Regions from separate parts of the Mus musculus genome. Here region 1 is linked to region 2. A link is a loop called in an ENCODE intact Hi-C map of the cell type or tissue named here. Cell type or tissue: heart. All regions are shown on one strand.

What was found. Hi-C counts contacts between places; a loop is a spot of excess contacts. Peaks named below come from ENCODE experiments on the same cell type or tissue, not always from the same donor. Only the 100,000 strongest peaks of a DNase experiment are listed, where the experiment ranks them.
Region 1: it touches region 2 in a loop (2.3-fold over the local background); 6 of 42 quality-filtered maps call a loop at or near these places.

Annotation. Positions count from the first base shown.
Region 1 is chr10:108,068,692-108,076,691 of GRCm38, reverse strand. No RefSeq gene overlaps it. Among named protein-coding and RNA genes, the nearest start is that of Gm40754, 88 kb to the left of the region's middle. In heart, no CTCF peak of the experiment used is centred here; no DNase peak of the experiment used is centred here; H3K27ac peaks cover 346 bases.
Region 2 is chr10:107,937,014-107,945,013 of GRCm38, reverse strand. No RefSeq gene overlaps it. Among named protein-coding and RNA genes, the nearest start is that of Gm29685, 5.6 kb to the left of the region's middle. In heart, no CTCF peak of the experiment used is centred here; a DNase peak (open chromatin) is centred at 4,543.

The DNA of each region.
Region 1 (8,000 bases), 130 kb before region 2:
TGTCAGTTATCTTTGCCTTCTTTCTTAAAGTCTGGTTCTTTGATATTTCTCATCAGCTCAGGTACATCTAGAAGTCATCAGACACAGTCACATCTTTGAAATTCTTGGGGGATGTTGGTGCTGGGACTATTCAGACTCTCCGGGGAGAATTTCTGATAGGACCAGCATGAGAATCAGATGTTCACCTCTCAGCCAATTAGCTGTCTGCCAAGGAGGAATGACATGTCTCATAAAAAGCTGGGGTTTGGAAGAAGCAGCTCTCAGAGAAGAGGGGGGTTGGCAGAGCACCCAAAAATGAGCTGGTGACAAGCACCATGACAGATTGCCCAGCTGAGTTCAAATTCAGAATGTGGTTGCTGAGGACGGATTTAGAAAAACACTTTACAGCAAAGGCCCCCTTCCCCTCCCCCTCCGACTCTCTGTCTCTCTGTCTCCCTTTGTCTCTCTGTCTCTGTCTCTGTCTCTGTCTCTGTCTCTGTCTCTGTCTCTCTCTCTCTCTGTGTGTCTGTCTTTACCACTGTTGTCTTCTGTTACTTTTTGTTCTCCTTTGCACTGACATAAAAGGCCGAAGGGCTGCAAATCTCTGCAAGAAGCCCACTCACACACAGCTAAAGCTCTACCAAGAAAAATTTAAGTATCCCTGTCACACATACCCTCCTCAATCCAGAGACTTTTCTTTCAAAGTTTGTATTCTTCCAGGGCTCAGTTTCCTTAGTCAGAATATTTTCTAAGCCCCAGTTCTGGGACACACTCCTGTTCTTAGAGCCATGTTTGGTGTCTAGATTAGTGTTGTTGAAGTCTGCTTTCTATAATGTAGATCTCTCTCTCTCTCTTTCTCTTTCTCTTTCTCTCTCTTTCTCTCTCTCTCTCTCTCTCTCTCTCTCTCTCTCTCTCTCTCTCACACACACACACACACAGAGAAGCTTCAATGGAATGTATTTTTAACCTTGTGGAATAAAATCTCTTAAGCTTGCGCCTCATGGCTTTCTTAGAAAACACATTACTGTCCCTGACTCTTGAACACAAAGATGATGGTGTAGAGAAGCTCTGAGGAAAGACTGCAAAGCAGAGGACTTGAATTGTATGGCCACATTGAGCCTAATGCACCATGAAGTGTAAGTTATTGTTTTGAGACTACATTATGTGGCTCCAGGATTCTGAAATAAGGATGCAGAAAACAATGGAAAGAAAACCTGTTAAGTAACAGTGCCTCTCATCAAAGCCAACCATTCTTAAATGGTTTTTATATCGAGTTGAGAAGAGGATGGTACAGTTTTATTGTTACAATCACAGCACTGTTTAAAAAAAAATGTCCGGAAACCAAATCAGATCCAACATGTTGCCTAGCAACTAGAAGAAACAAATAACTTTGTTTCTTAAGCTGACATTAAAATACTACCCAAGATTCCTAAAAATACCTGCGTTGGAGTTCAGCTCTCAGCTAATCTTCTTATTCTCAAACACGCTTTCCCCACTTAGAACACGGGATGTTAAAAGCCCAGAGACTCACTTTAGTAAGGGTATTAAGTGCTAATCTTGTAAAGGGACCTCCCCCCCTTCCCTTATTTGAAGTAACCTCCACCGTTGGCTATTCTACAGTCACAAATCAAGTGCCCCTAAACAGAGATAAACTCCGTGGATCTTGGGGTCTGGAACGTAACTGTAGAGGAAGTGTATATAGCCCCAGAGGTGCTAATGCCATAGGGAGCGAGGACTTCCAAGGCATTTTACAAGTGAGTTCCCACCGACTGGGCTCTCATCCTGAGAAACGAGTTTCTGTGGCAAGGAATGGTGTCTGTTTATAGCTCCATCACCCGAGCTGTGTCCTCAGAGCAGGATTATAAAAAGTTATGTCTTCAACATCAGGGCCTTGCCTAAATAGGAAGTCTGGAAATTACCTGAACAAAGACTTGGCTCTGTGGCTGGCCGAGGGCAGTTAGTTTATATTCTGGCTAGCAACACCATCCTAAGTCTGTCTGTCTGCCTGTCTTTATTTATTTATTTATTTATTTATTTATTTATTTATTTAAATTTAAACATATATTTCAGAAAATGCTCACTATCCCATCAAAGGAAAATTACAGAGTGTTGATATTCCAGGTGAAGAAAGCTGTAACCACCCTAGAAACAATAGGTGGCCTGCATTTAAATCTAGACAAATACTAAGGATGCCCGAATAGTGCCTGAACTTTCATTAGTCCTACGTGGCTACAGCTGCCTTTCAGTCAGCCTCCACTTAAAGCAGATGTCCATTGAGATCTTTCTAAATAAGAAGAGTTCATGGACAGAAAGTTTAGGGACCTGCTCCAGGTCACAGATAGAAAGTGGCCGAACCGGCTTTAAACCTCGTGTACACCAGTGCCAAGGGTCTTGCTCTTAACCACGTGAGGTCAATGTGCTTCCTTTGAGTTCATTATTCGTGACTGCCCTGGAGTCATAGTTTTTTGTCCTGTTAGGTTGTGAAAGATTCAAGAGATAAACAGATCTATTGGAAACCAAACTTCCAGTAAATTCCCTTGAATTTAATTAATGTTTGTATGCCCGAATGTGAGCTGAGGCAGTTCAGTGGTTGGGTCCTTACTCAGCATGTGTGGTGAGGCACTGGATCCATAGCTAACACACCCAGCTGGGGAGGTAGCTCGGTTGGCAGAGCGCTTGCCCAGTGTGTTGGCTGGTTTTGTGTGTCAACTTGACACAAGCTGGAGTTACCACAGAGAAAGGAACCTCCCTTGAGGAAATGCCTCAGTAAGGCATTTTCTCAGTTAGTGATCAAGGCAGGAGGGCCCAGCCCCTTGTGGGTGGTGCCATCCCTGGGCTGGTAGTCTTGGGCTCTATAAGAAAGCGAGCTGAGCAAGCCAGGGGAAGAAGCCAGTAAGGAACATCCCTCCATGACCTCTGCATCAGCTCCTGCTTTCTGACCTCCTTGAGTTCCAGTCCTGACTTCCTTTGGTGAGGAACAGCAGTATGGAAGTGTAAGCTGAATAAACCCTTTCCTCCCCAACTTGCTTCTTGGTCATGATGTTTGTGCAGGAATAGAAACCCTAAGATACCCCGCATGCTGGAAGCTCTGAGTTGATCCCCAGAGCAGCATAAACCAGATGTAGTGGCCCACATCTGCAATCCCAGTATGCAGGAAGTAAATGTGGGCAGACTAGAAGCTAAAGGTTATTTCCAGCTGTAAGTAGTGTCTGAGGCTAGCCTGGGCTACACAAGACCATGTCTCAAAACGCCAAAGAGAAAAAACAAATGTTAACACATAAGAAAATGAATACATGCATGCTCTATTGTAGCCTTATCTTAGTTTTTGTCTGTTTACAAAAATGATTTTTAAAATAACCTTCACATGGTTTTCCACAGTCTGAAGCATGAACTTGTGGGGACGAACCTTGAGATGTAATTGAGATGGCTCAACGATGACATGTCCTACTGATGTGTTTTGTGCATGACTCGCTTTACGTAGTGCAGACACAGCTCAGGTTCATGGTGCTTGTAATGATTAAGGTGACAGAAACCACAATGGTGTCCTGTTTAAGTGACGTGGATTTAATTTTACGAACAAAAGACTGTCTTTGTGCGGCCCAGGTGTCACTGGCATCTCAGATGATATTATCATGTCCATATCTGAGTTTATGTGTACTCCTTCACTTTGAAATCCACCTCATGCTTTTACTTAAATTAGAAATGCTCTGTGGGTTTTGGAAACGGTTTGTGACAGTATTTGGTTTCATTGTTGATCACTACATATATTGTCTACAAAATAAATAATAATTTTATTACCTGTCAACCTCAATCCAGAGCCTTAAATATAAATGTTCAACATAATGTTGTTGAATGAGTAGATATACTTTATATAAAACCCCATAGCCAACTACTTTTGGCAGTTAACACCTTTCACTATGAGTTGATTTTGCCACCGTCTCCTTGTAGCCACACAGAAGCCTCAGGAATCACAGTGATCCTATGGTACCCATCGTGCCTTGCAAGACTCTGATCACATCACTTAATCTATATAATAAACAAGTGAGATTGGTATAATGGGACTGTTTTATAGGTGAGGGCCCAGATGAAGAAAGAGGATAGGGAACTGTCCATGACCATATAACTTATTCATACTAGAAGCTAGGCTGTCTGACTCAGACACTTACAGGGTATAGTTCATAGCTTCCATAGGGCCAATGGAGAACCAAGAGGCAACAGGTTGCTTTCCCCCCTCCCCCCTCTCTTCTAGGCTCATATTCCCTGCCATGCCTGCTCTGATGCCATACCTTACTTCCAAGAAGAAACAAATCTTGGGTGACTATGTTACTCACCTTTATGTGCTGATAACAAGAGCTATAGACTGCATGGCTTGTTTAAACAATGACGTTATTTCTCATAGTCCTGGAGGCTGGAAGGTCAAGATCAGAGTGCAAACAGGGCTAGATTCTGGTGAACTTTCTCTTAGGATTCAGGGTGCTGGGTGCTTAATGTATTCCCACATAGCAGAAGAGTTTTAAGAACCTTCTAGAGTCCTTTGGGTAAGGTCACAAATCCCACCATGATCCTGTCTATCCAAAGACCAGATTTCAACATATGAATTTACCTGGGATATAAATATTCCATCCATTGCAACAACCATGTTCTTATTGTATAGATAGAGAACTTCTGAGAATAAAAGGCAATTTGATAGACAATTGTAAGCATGTATCACACTGTCCTGAAATTTGAGATGTAGGGTCACATGTCTCTCTGTCTCTATTTCTGCCTGTCTGTGTGTCTATCTGCCGATCTGACTCTCTCTGTCTCTCTGTATGTGGGTGTTGGTGTGGGTGTATGTTTTGGGATCGCAGAGTTGGCAGTTTCATCAGACTCTATTGAAAAACATTAATCTGGATCCAGGAGTCTGCTATAAAGAAAGAGGTATATCTATCTCTCTGTGCTTTCATGTTCTCTACAAGGGCATATGGGTAAATCTGTGAGATGATCTTGGAATGTATGTCTGGCCAAAGAGTGTGAATATTTGTAGCTATGATAGGCATTTCAAAATCACACTCCAGAGAGTTTAGCCAATACCTTTCCTTCCTTACATACATGAGAACGCTTGTTCCCAATATATTTGCCAACAGATTGTGCAATAAACACTTTGGCTCCTTGCCTATCTGATAGATGAAAAATGAGATTTCAGTGTGGTGCTTATTTGCATTTCTCTCATTTCATTTCCTTTTTGATGAATCGTTTATTTGTAATATTTTCCACTTTCCCCCCTGGTTGGATGGATGGCTTTGCTGTGTGAATAGTTTCATCCCTTACTTGATTTCTTTTATGATACGAGTTAAAAGCACATTTTCCAAATCTATCATTTGTCTTTATACTTTGCGGACATTGCTTTTCATTTGCAGGATTTTTTCTTTCACATAGCTCATACCTGTTTTTATGTTTTCTATTATGTCTTTAGGTTTTGAATCCTGCATAGAAAGTATCCGATAACATATTATTATATGTTGCTTTTGAAAATATTTGTTTTTATTTATGTGTATGTATGTATATCCTGAGTGTGTCCTGTGTCCCCAGAGGCCAGAAGAGGATGTCTGGTTCCCAGAGCTGAAGTTACAGGTAGCTGCGAACATCATCCTGGCGTGGGTACCAGGACACAAACTCGGGATCTCTGAAATGTAGTAAGTGTTCTTAACCACCGAGCAGTTTCTCCAGATCCAAGGTTCTACACCCACCATGGTTCCTTTTGTAATGTTTAACATTTCATTTCTTGTACTTTGCTATGGGTCCATTTGAAATCTGGCTTGCACAAAGATGTCACAGATAGAGAAAATTTGTTTTGCAGATCACAAATAACTAGTTTCCAAATACCACTTACAAATCCATCTTTCCTTCACAATTTATAACTGCCATTCTTCATTGAATCCCGGTAGGTATTTGGGCCCATTTCTAAGCTTTTTGTAGGGATATTGTACATATTATGCTCCACTCGGTTCCTTCTTCAGTCATGTGTAGGTACAGATTGAATTGTAGCTTTGTAATAAGTTTTAAATATCTATTAAGTCTAATTTTACCTCTCCTTTTCGGAATTGTCCTAATGTATTTTTTCTCTGTTTAATTGCTTGACAGTTTCATCCATTTATATAATGAATTTTACTCATTTTTCACTACCTCACTTCCTTCTCTCATTCCTGTCCATCTCCCACCTGCATCCTGCCACCTCACAAGTTCCCGCCTCTCATGTCTTCTTTCGGTTTGAGGCCCATTGGGTTCAATTCCAGCTACTTGCCCAAGTGTGGGTGGGAAGTTATTCAATGGAACGAGAGCACTTTATCGGGGTTACACTGAAGAAAGAGATACCCCTCCCCCAACAAGCACTGGCACAGTCCCTTTGGGAGAGGTGGGGCCTCATGGCACCTCCCTCATCCATGATGAAATCTCCAGGAGCCCAATCTTATGCAGGCTGTGTGCAGTTAAACACTGCTGCACGTAGTCTGTGTGTGCAACAGCTTCATTGTGGATAGAAGACATCTTTCTGTGACACAGCTCACCATTTTTGGTTATTACCTTCTTTTTGTCCCTTCTGTCATGTTCTCTGAGTCTTGGGTAGTGTGTTCTAGCTGTCAGAGTTGGGCTGAGCATTCCCCCATAACTTTTTATTGGACTTTGGCTAGGTATGATTTTTTTTTTGCAAGAATTGAGTTTTTAAAGTCATGTGTTAAACATTGTGGGTTGGTAAAAACCGGGATGATAGAAAGGGCCTATGGCCGGTGGGGGGTGGGGGTGGGGGCTGTAGTTGGGGTTAGGGTAGGGGTTGGGAATTAGGGTTGGGGATTGGGGCTGGGGTGGGGGAATAGAGCACATCAGTCTTGTGATTTTTATATATTTATTTTATATGTAAAATTTGGAAATAGCTTGCTTAATATAAAAAAATCCTGTGGTTGCGTAAATGAGATCATGTTAATTATATAAATTATAATTGAGATAATTATTATTCATTGTATTGTATGTAGATTTAAACTTGGGCACTAAGAGCTGGAGGGAAGCAGGGATGGTGATGTATACATTGAATCCTAGCACTTGGGAGGCAGAGGTGGATGTAGTTCAAGGCCAGCCTGGTCTACACAGAAAGCTCCAGGACAGCCAGAGATATAGAAAGACCTTGTCTCAAAAGCAAAAACCAAAAAAAAGAACAAACAAACAAACAAGCAGAAAGAGCTCTCAGGAGAGACAAAGGACAGTAGTGCATCTCCTAGAGTGGGGGAGGGCTTTCCAGGAAAGTCACTGTTCCGTGCACCTTGACTCAAGGACATGCCTTTCTGCCTTCCCCGCGTCTTCTTCCGTTGTTTTATACAATACTTCAAACATTTTCTCCACGAATATTTTACAAATTTTGCTATGTTCATTTCTTAGAATCTTGCCTTTTAATCCTACCGAACATGGGCTTTTCAAACCCAAAACTATGCTATCAAGAGGGCTGAGTGGTCTAATGTATCAAAACTATGCTATCAAGAGGGCTGAGTGGTCTAATGTATCAGGTTCAAATCCCAAAGAGAGAGTTCTCTCTCCAAGGAACCCCTCTCCCAACCACCCAGGTTGTTCTGTGCAGAGCTGAATATTCACACGCACAGCTTTAGACAAAGGTCCAATGAGATAGTCAGGCACACACATTGGTCCATTGCCTCTGGGCCCTTCTATTCGTTTAGAGGGTCTCCATTGTATTAGGAAGAGTCATTTTTTTTTGTTGTTGTTTTGTTTTTGTTTTTGTTTTTAAAGCCAGCCTGTTAAGTCACAGGGATTCCAACCTAAATTCCTTTGCTTTGGTTCTACTACTTCATTCTTGAAATATCAGACACAGCTGGATAATTCTAATCTCTTTAAGAAAAGCAAAGGAAATAGAGAAAGTTGGAAAAAAGAAACTAAGCTAAACTAAAGAACCCAAAATTCACCGCTCGCTGTCTGGCCCCTCCGTCCCGGTGGAGAACTAGAAAGCCACTTCTCTCTGAGATGGAACCGTGTTGGACTCA
Region 2 (8,000 bases):
CTGTGTCCCATGGGGACCCTGATTGAGATAACATCACTGTAAAGTTAATTCATGTGCTGAGTGACAAATTGATAATACATATTTTCTTCCCACAATGCAGGGTTTTCAGGGTTAGTGATCCCTTACTTCATTTTTTACATATTTTCTCCGTTTTTGTTTGGTAATGCCTTTTGAACTTGTACTGTTTGCCTTTTCTGAGATAGTAAGGATAGAATGAATGAGCAGTGAGGTATCTCTCCCCTCTCCTCCCTCCTCTCACACTCCTTACTTTTCTTTCTTTCTTTCTTTCTTTCTTTCTTTCTTTCTTTCTTTCTTTCTTTCTTTCTTTCTTTCTTTCTTTCTTTCTTTCTTTCCTTCCTCCTTCTCCTCTCCTTTCCCCTCTCCTTTCCCTTTTCTTTAATTCTGTGTGGAGAAGGTCAAGAAAGTCATCTATGAGATCAGAGGAATGCCTGGGCAGAAGTAGTGATTTATGGAAAGATACAAACATTTGGGCCGATGATGAGATACCCATGATGTTATCTTAAATGTTACGATGCTTGTACTGCTCATGCATTGCATTGCTCACATCTTATAGTTCTAATACAAAGAGCCCTCTCAGGAACTTCTAGGTCTCTCATGGTTTCTTTCAAAATATTAAATAGTCTACTTCCCCAGTATCTTAGGGATTTCTTTCTATATTTTCTATAATTTCCTCTTGCAATTTCATCCTATGATGCATTAGAAATAAGGTAAAAGTAAATATTCAAAGGCTTAATGGTCTGTAGTGTTTTCCCTGTAGAAAAATTTGGCTTACCTCATAGACACCACGAGTAGACCTACACACCGTGGAGGCTCCTGCTTGCTGAATTAAGGGTAACCCAGGCCTGCCATCAGTTTCTTTGTGGAGCTAAGCCTCTTGGGATAGAATATCAAACGAGGATCTCCTAGTCTGTCCTCTAAATGCTGCTTACTGTGTTTGCTGACTCATCCTTTGATGGTCATCTCTGTTTATATGAAGTCACACTGACCTACTTTCTGTTCCCCAAACAGTGTTCTTGCTGATTTTCCTGGATGTGTTTTGATGATGTAATATTTTTTTTTCTCTTCTTTCTTCAACTTCTTTGCTTCAAATGAACAAATGACCATCCTGTTTGACTTCTCTCATAAAACCAATTAGCTTCCAAAGCTCTTTGAAAGTAATTCAAAGCTCTGTAAAAGAATGTGCTCATTCTCATTGCACAGACTGGGAATTGAGGCTCAGAGATGTTTTTTTGTTTTGTTTTGTTTTGTTGTTTTTGTTTGTTTGGTTGGTTTTTTAACACAGAAGCATAAAATTGATAAATATGTAGGTTGTCAAGGTACAATTAATTGGAATTTCTGATATTTCCAAATTTCGTATTTCAATTTGACAGTAAACTTTGTGTTTATATATTGAAATACTTGAGATAATTAGGTAGAAAGGAAGAAAGGTTTACTTGGCTTGAAGTTACAGCGTTACTGGTCCAATAAAGTCTCTGGGTGGGAGATTGGGGATACACATTGCTCTGATGAGACAACATAAAATGGAAAACATGTCAGCTCAAACTCATCAGTGAGGAAGAAATAGAAGAGACTGGGATCCTTTGATCTCTTTCAAAGGCACGTTCTTAGTGATTAATAGACCCTTCTATTAGGGCCTATTTACTGAAGGTTGCCTTACTTCTATAGCTTCCATGCTGGAGAGTTTTATGTCAACTTGACACATGATAGTGTCATCTGAGAGGAGGGAACCTTAATTGAGAAAATGCCTCCATAAGATTGGGTGGTAGAGAAGACTATAGGGCATTTTCTTCTTTAGTGACCAATGAGGGAAGACCCAGCCTATTGTTGGTAATGTTATCCCTGGGCTGGTGGTCCCAGATTGCATAAGAAAGGAGGATTAGCAAGTCCTGAGGAGAAAGTCAGTATGTAGCACCCTCCATGGCCTCTGCACCAGCTCCTACCTCCAGGTTCCTGCCCTTGTTTGAGTTCCTGTTCTGACTTCCTTGGATAACGAATAGTGAAATGGAAATGTGAACCAAACAAACGCTTTCCTCCCCAGTTTGCCTTTTAGTTATGGTGTTCCACTACAGCAATAAGAACCCCAACTAAGCCCACCATGAGATCCAAGTCGTTAACACATGGATCTCATAAAATCTGCTCATATAATGGATAAACATGGAACTCATAGAATGCCCGAATTACAGGGATTCAGTAGTGATTTAAAAGCATTCACATTTTGAGCAGAAGAAGAGATAGGAAAGACATATAGCATAAAAGAGAGAATGGTTAAATTGCGGTAGACATATCAAAGGGAAATGATGGGAAAGTCAGAGAGAGTCTTCTTAGAGAGCTTGAAGATAACCTTTAAAGTAAGCAAGACTCTAAAATGAAGTTCAGGTTGTGATAGTTGATACTGTCTTTATGTAAAAATGTGATGCTTTGATTTTTAAAAATTGTATTTAAGCAGGTATCTTTTTTTAAAATTACGTATTTTCCTCAATTACATTTCCAATGCTATCCCAAAAGTCCCCTACACCCTCCCTCCCACTCCCCTACTCACCCATTCCCATTTTTTGGCCCTGGCGTTCCCCTGTACTGGGGCATATAAAGTTTGCCTGTCCAATGGGCCTCTCTTTCCAGTGATGGCTGACTAGGCCATCTTTTGATACATATGCAGCTAGAGTCAAGAGCTCCAGGGTACTGGTTAGTTCATAATGTTGCACCTACAGGGTTGCAGATCTCTTTGTGAGACTATGCCGGGGCCTAGCAAACACAGAAGTGGATGCTCACAGTCAACTATTGGATGGATCACAGGGCCCCCAATGGAGGAGCTAGAGAAAGTATCCAAGGAGCTTAAGCAGGTATCCTAAGTAGACGGTTGTGGTTTTGGTATTTCTTTAAACTTCCTTCCTGCAGGGGATGATACCTCTCCTTACTCTTTTCTGTTCCCAGTAAAAGCAATAAAGAGTTTGGTCCAGTATGAATTTATAATGGAGTCTTTTCAAGTTTCTTTCCTGCTAACTATGCAGTTACTAGTTTGTTTTTCAAGGAAGGCTCAAGGATTAGTTTAAAGATGTCACTATTTGATGGCGCTTTTCCTATTGCTTGTCTTTAGTTAAGGGATATCTTACCTAAAGTTATCCCTTACTTAAGGTGACTTTAGACTAAGTTAAGCAGTGAAGCAGGCACATCTCCATGCCTCCACCGCACAATACTTTATCTGATGAGCACTACCTTCCTTTGTTCGAATAACATCAGCCACAAGAAACCTCATCGTGTAACTCATTAGCATATCCTACCATCTACTGAGGTCAGAAAGTAAACCAAGGGCAAAAGCCTGCAGAACTGAAAGTAGAATCTAGTTACTTATTAATCCTCACTCTTTTATACACTTTACAGCTTCAGATAGGAGAAAAGATGACTGCAACATCAATGTTCAGCTCATCTTACTGTAGAATTTTTTTCTTCATTTGTTGATTTAATAACTTCTTTTGACTCTATGGTGTCTTAAAAAATGTAGCCTACAACCGATAACCTGTCTAACTTGAAGCCCATCCCATGGGCAAGCACCAATCCCTGACACTATTAATGACAGGTTATGCTTGCAGACAGGAGCATGTTGTCCTCTGAGAGGCTCCACCCAGCAGCTGACTCAGACAGATATAGATGCCCACAGCCAATCAGTGGATTGAGCTTGGGGATTCTTATAGAAGAATGGGAGGAAGGATTGTGAGCCCTGAAGGGGATAGAAATGCCACAAGAAGACCACCAGAGTCAATTAATCTGGACCTTTAGAACTCTCAGAGTCTAACTCACAAACCAAAAATATACAGGGCTGTGGACCTAGCCCTCTCTACACATATGCACAGCTTGGCCTTCATGTGGGTTTTGAGCAACTAAAATGAAGGCTATTCCAAAAGCTGTTGCCTGTATGTAGGATATGTTCTTCTAGCTGGGCTGCCTTGTCTGGCCTCAATGGGAGAGGAAGTGCCTGGTCTAGCAGAGACTTGAAGTGCCAGGATTGAGGTGGGGGCGGTATACCTGGGGGGGGGGGCATCTGCTCAGAGAAAAAGGGGAGAGGAGGAGGAAGGATTTGGGGAGTGGGTGACTGGGAGGGGGCAGTGAGCAGGATATAAAGTGAATAAGTAAAAGAAATAAAATTAAATTTGAAAAAAATGTAGCCTAAGTTTTATAGGGGTAAACACTGATTTAGTTAATAAAATAAGTATCTTTAAAAGACAATTTGTTCAAGCATAAGTCAACAGAGGGTGCGTCATTCTTCATTACCTGAATTGTGCTAACTTGGAGGGGAATGTCAAAGTTCCTATTCCAGAATAGGAAGATATAATGATATGAAAATGATATATGAAAAGGATAAGGCTCTGAGAATGATGACGTTTAAAGTTTTCAAGCTTTATACTTTCAACACTATTATAGCACAAGATTGCAAGGACAGGCGCGAAGGCTGTAGCAAGTATTCCTGGAAAATGTGTCACAGTGGGAGGTGATAAGTAACTTTATCTTGGCAGTGGCTCCTGGCTCACTTGGAGCGTATTGTTTAATAGATTTTTCTAAGTGTTTTCCTAATAGGGCATCTTCCTCACTAGCCTCAGAGCCAAGGGCCTTATCCTGGGTATTACATCTTTCCATTCCGTTTACTTAGGGAAGCGAGCTGAGCAGCTTGTAGTGAGTTTGGAGAATAGAAGCTTTCCTCCGTAATTAGGGTTCTGTCCTCTTTGTCCTTTCTCTTTATTCCCCTTTCTTTTCTACTAATTTGGGAGCTTGTCTATCCCGGAAGTTTCAAATAACGTCTATAGGTTTGTGACTAAAGCATACCAAGTCATCCCCAGTCTCAGAGAGCTAGAACTATAGACTTACTCATTCTTTGGACTTTTCTATCGGATTGCTCGTTTTCTGCCTGTTTAACCTTGACTAACTTTTGATGCCTCGCTTCCCCTTTTCATCTTCCTGATATCCTCAGACTCTTCCCTCTGTATGGCCATCATAGTAAAGAACTTGTCGCAATATGCCTAGAGCACTGCAAAAGCTCCCTGCCACCATCTTTCAGTGTCGATGCTTTTGCCTCTGCCTATTCCTCCCATCTCTACTTTACCTCAAACATATGAGACCATAGTTTACTATTCTATTAAAAATTAGGGAAAGGGGTTTAGTTCAGTCATAGAGTGTCTTTCTAATGAAGGAAAGGTGTCCGGTTTGGCCCTCCAAGTCAAAACTTTTTGTATCAGGGTTAGATAGAGAACTTAGAAGACTGTCTTCCAAGCACAAGGACCAGAGTTTGGTCTGCAGAACGCACACTGAAAATGAAAAGTCCGATGCAGTGGCGCATGTGTTTAATCCCACCTCCGAAAAGACAGTGACAGGTAGGCTTGTGGATTCACAGGGTTTCTTGGCCAGCCAAGAATCTTCAGGACAGTGAGAGGTTCTCCAGAGAAAAGCAGATGATGTGTGAGGAACAATTGTCTGAGATTGTCTTTTAACACACATATGCACGTGCACACGTGTTTGTGCAACTATACACACTCAGAGACACACATGTATTCATACAAGCAACTCTCTCTCTGTCTCTGTCTCACACACACACACACACACACACACACACACACACACACACACACACACACACACACATAAAATTGTCTCTTTTTCTGTTTACCAATTCAGACCAAATATGCCAATTTTATCTTTATTTTAGTATGCTTTGTTCTGTTTTATGTTTGAATTTACATAACATAAAACTTAATTTTCCCTCCCCCCTTGTGTGTGTGTGTGTGTGTGTGTGTGTACATGCATGGGAGCACAATCAATTCTGGACATGATTTTTCATCACCAAAGTATGATATATAGTTTTTATCTTTCCTCAATTCTCATCCCATGATGTCTCTTTGTAACTACTCTTCCTTCACCCATATCCCTGGCAACCATTGATTATTTTTCTGTCCTTATACTTTGTCTTTTCAAGATCAGGCCTAAAATAGAATCATATAACTGAGTCTGGATTCCCTCCAATAGCATAATGAATTTGAGATTTATCCTTTTTAATTGAACATATCAATAATTCATTATTGCTGAGGAACATTGTTTTATAAGAACCACCACATTTTGCTTATTCATTCATTCATTCATTCATTCAGTCAGTCATTCATTCATTCAGTCATTCATCCAGTAAAAGATATTTTCTCCATTTTGGGACAACTAAATATAAGTTAAATACAAATGTTCATATGTAGCTCATTGGTATGATTTTTTAAAAATTTCTCTAGAGTAAATATCTAAAAGTAGAATGACTGGTTCATATAGCACATGCATAATTGACTGTAAGAAACGGACAAACTGTTTTGTGGACCGATGAGACCATCTTGGTTTCAACAGCAGTGTAAGAACATTCCTGTTGTCCTGTATTCACTAGCACTTTTGAAATATTAACAGAAGTAGAATTTAATTTTTCTTCCCTGGTTCTCCCCTAGAAACCCTCTCTTAAATCCCTCCCATAACCTTTCCCCAAGTTGATAGTCAAAGTTTTCAGTCACTCAGAGGCAGAGTTTCAGTCAAAGTAGGCTTGAAGGTAACTGGTTATGATGTCTCCCATGGCTAACCAGGTTTCATCTGAGATGACAGTGGTGAGCTATCGGGGGCCAGCGTATGTAGCCTTCCCAATGTTCTACCCTGTGATTTTTGTTCAGTGTTGGACAGCAACTGTTTATCCGTGAATAGAAATTCATAATTTGAAGAGTTTTTATTGCAAAAGCTCTTCTCAGATATCTCTGTACTGAATCTCAATTACATATGTACAATATGCTTTGCCAAACACTGGTATCAATTTTCAAGAGTTCTGGTGAGAGGTAATTGACATCCATTTAATAGTATATATTTAAAATGTAAATGGTTAAGTTCCAGGCAATAGCATTACACATTAGAGCCTGTCTTATGGAAAAGAAACAAGAAAGCATAATGGTTATTTTAACATATGAACAAATGCATTGAACTTTACAACCATCAACAAAGCAAGAGACACTTTTATTATCTCCAAAAGTTTTTTTTTTCCGCCTCTGCGATTTCTCCCTGCCATTCTTTTGAAAAGAGTGACTCTTCATCCTCCCTCGGTAGCCGTTGATCTGCTTGATGTAACTACAGATTACTTTGTAGAATTTTATAAGAATGCAATATATATATATATATATATATATATATATATATATATATATCACGTGTCATTTTTTGTTTGAGTTATTTTATTCAGCATACCTTTAGTTGTATGTTCTAGAAAAATCAATTATTTTATTATTTTATAAAGGAGGATTATGTCATCATTATGAACACACATCAGTATTTAAACACAATCCTCTCATCATGACTTCTGGGATGCTTTCAGTTTTGTCTATTATAAAAAAATAACTTCTATAGATATTCACATGTAATTTTGTGTTTATAAATGAATTCATTGTTTTTTGTTAAAAATTGAGAATGGGACCAGAGAGCAAATAATAGGCATATATTTAATTTTAATTTTAAATTCTGTGTGAAATGATTGTGCCATCTTACACTCCCATCAACAGTGGATAAGAAATCCAGTTTATTTTCTGTCATTCCTAACTGTTGACAAAATTTATTATTTTTATTTTAATTTGTACTACCCTAATGACTAGTGATAACATATTTTCATTTCATTTATTTATTTATTTATTTATTTATTTATTTATACATACTTATTCACTTTACCTACAGCTTACTGTCCCCCTCCTGGTCACTCCTTCCTCTAATCCTTCCCCCATTCCTTTCTCCCCTTCTCCTCTGTGCAGATGGAGCCTCCTGGGTATCTCCCCACCCTGGGACATAAAGTCTCTGTGGGGCTAGGTGCATCATTTTCACTGACGCCAGACAAGGCAGCCCAGCTAGAAGAACATATCCCACATACAGGAACAGCTTTTGGGATAACTCCCACTCTGCTCCAGTTGTTCAGGACCCACATGAAGTTCAAGCTT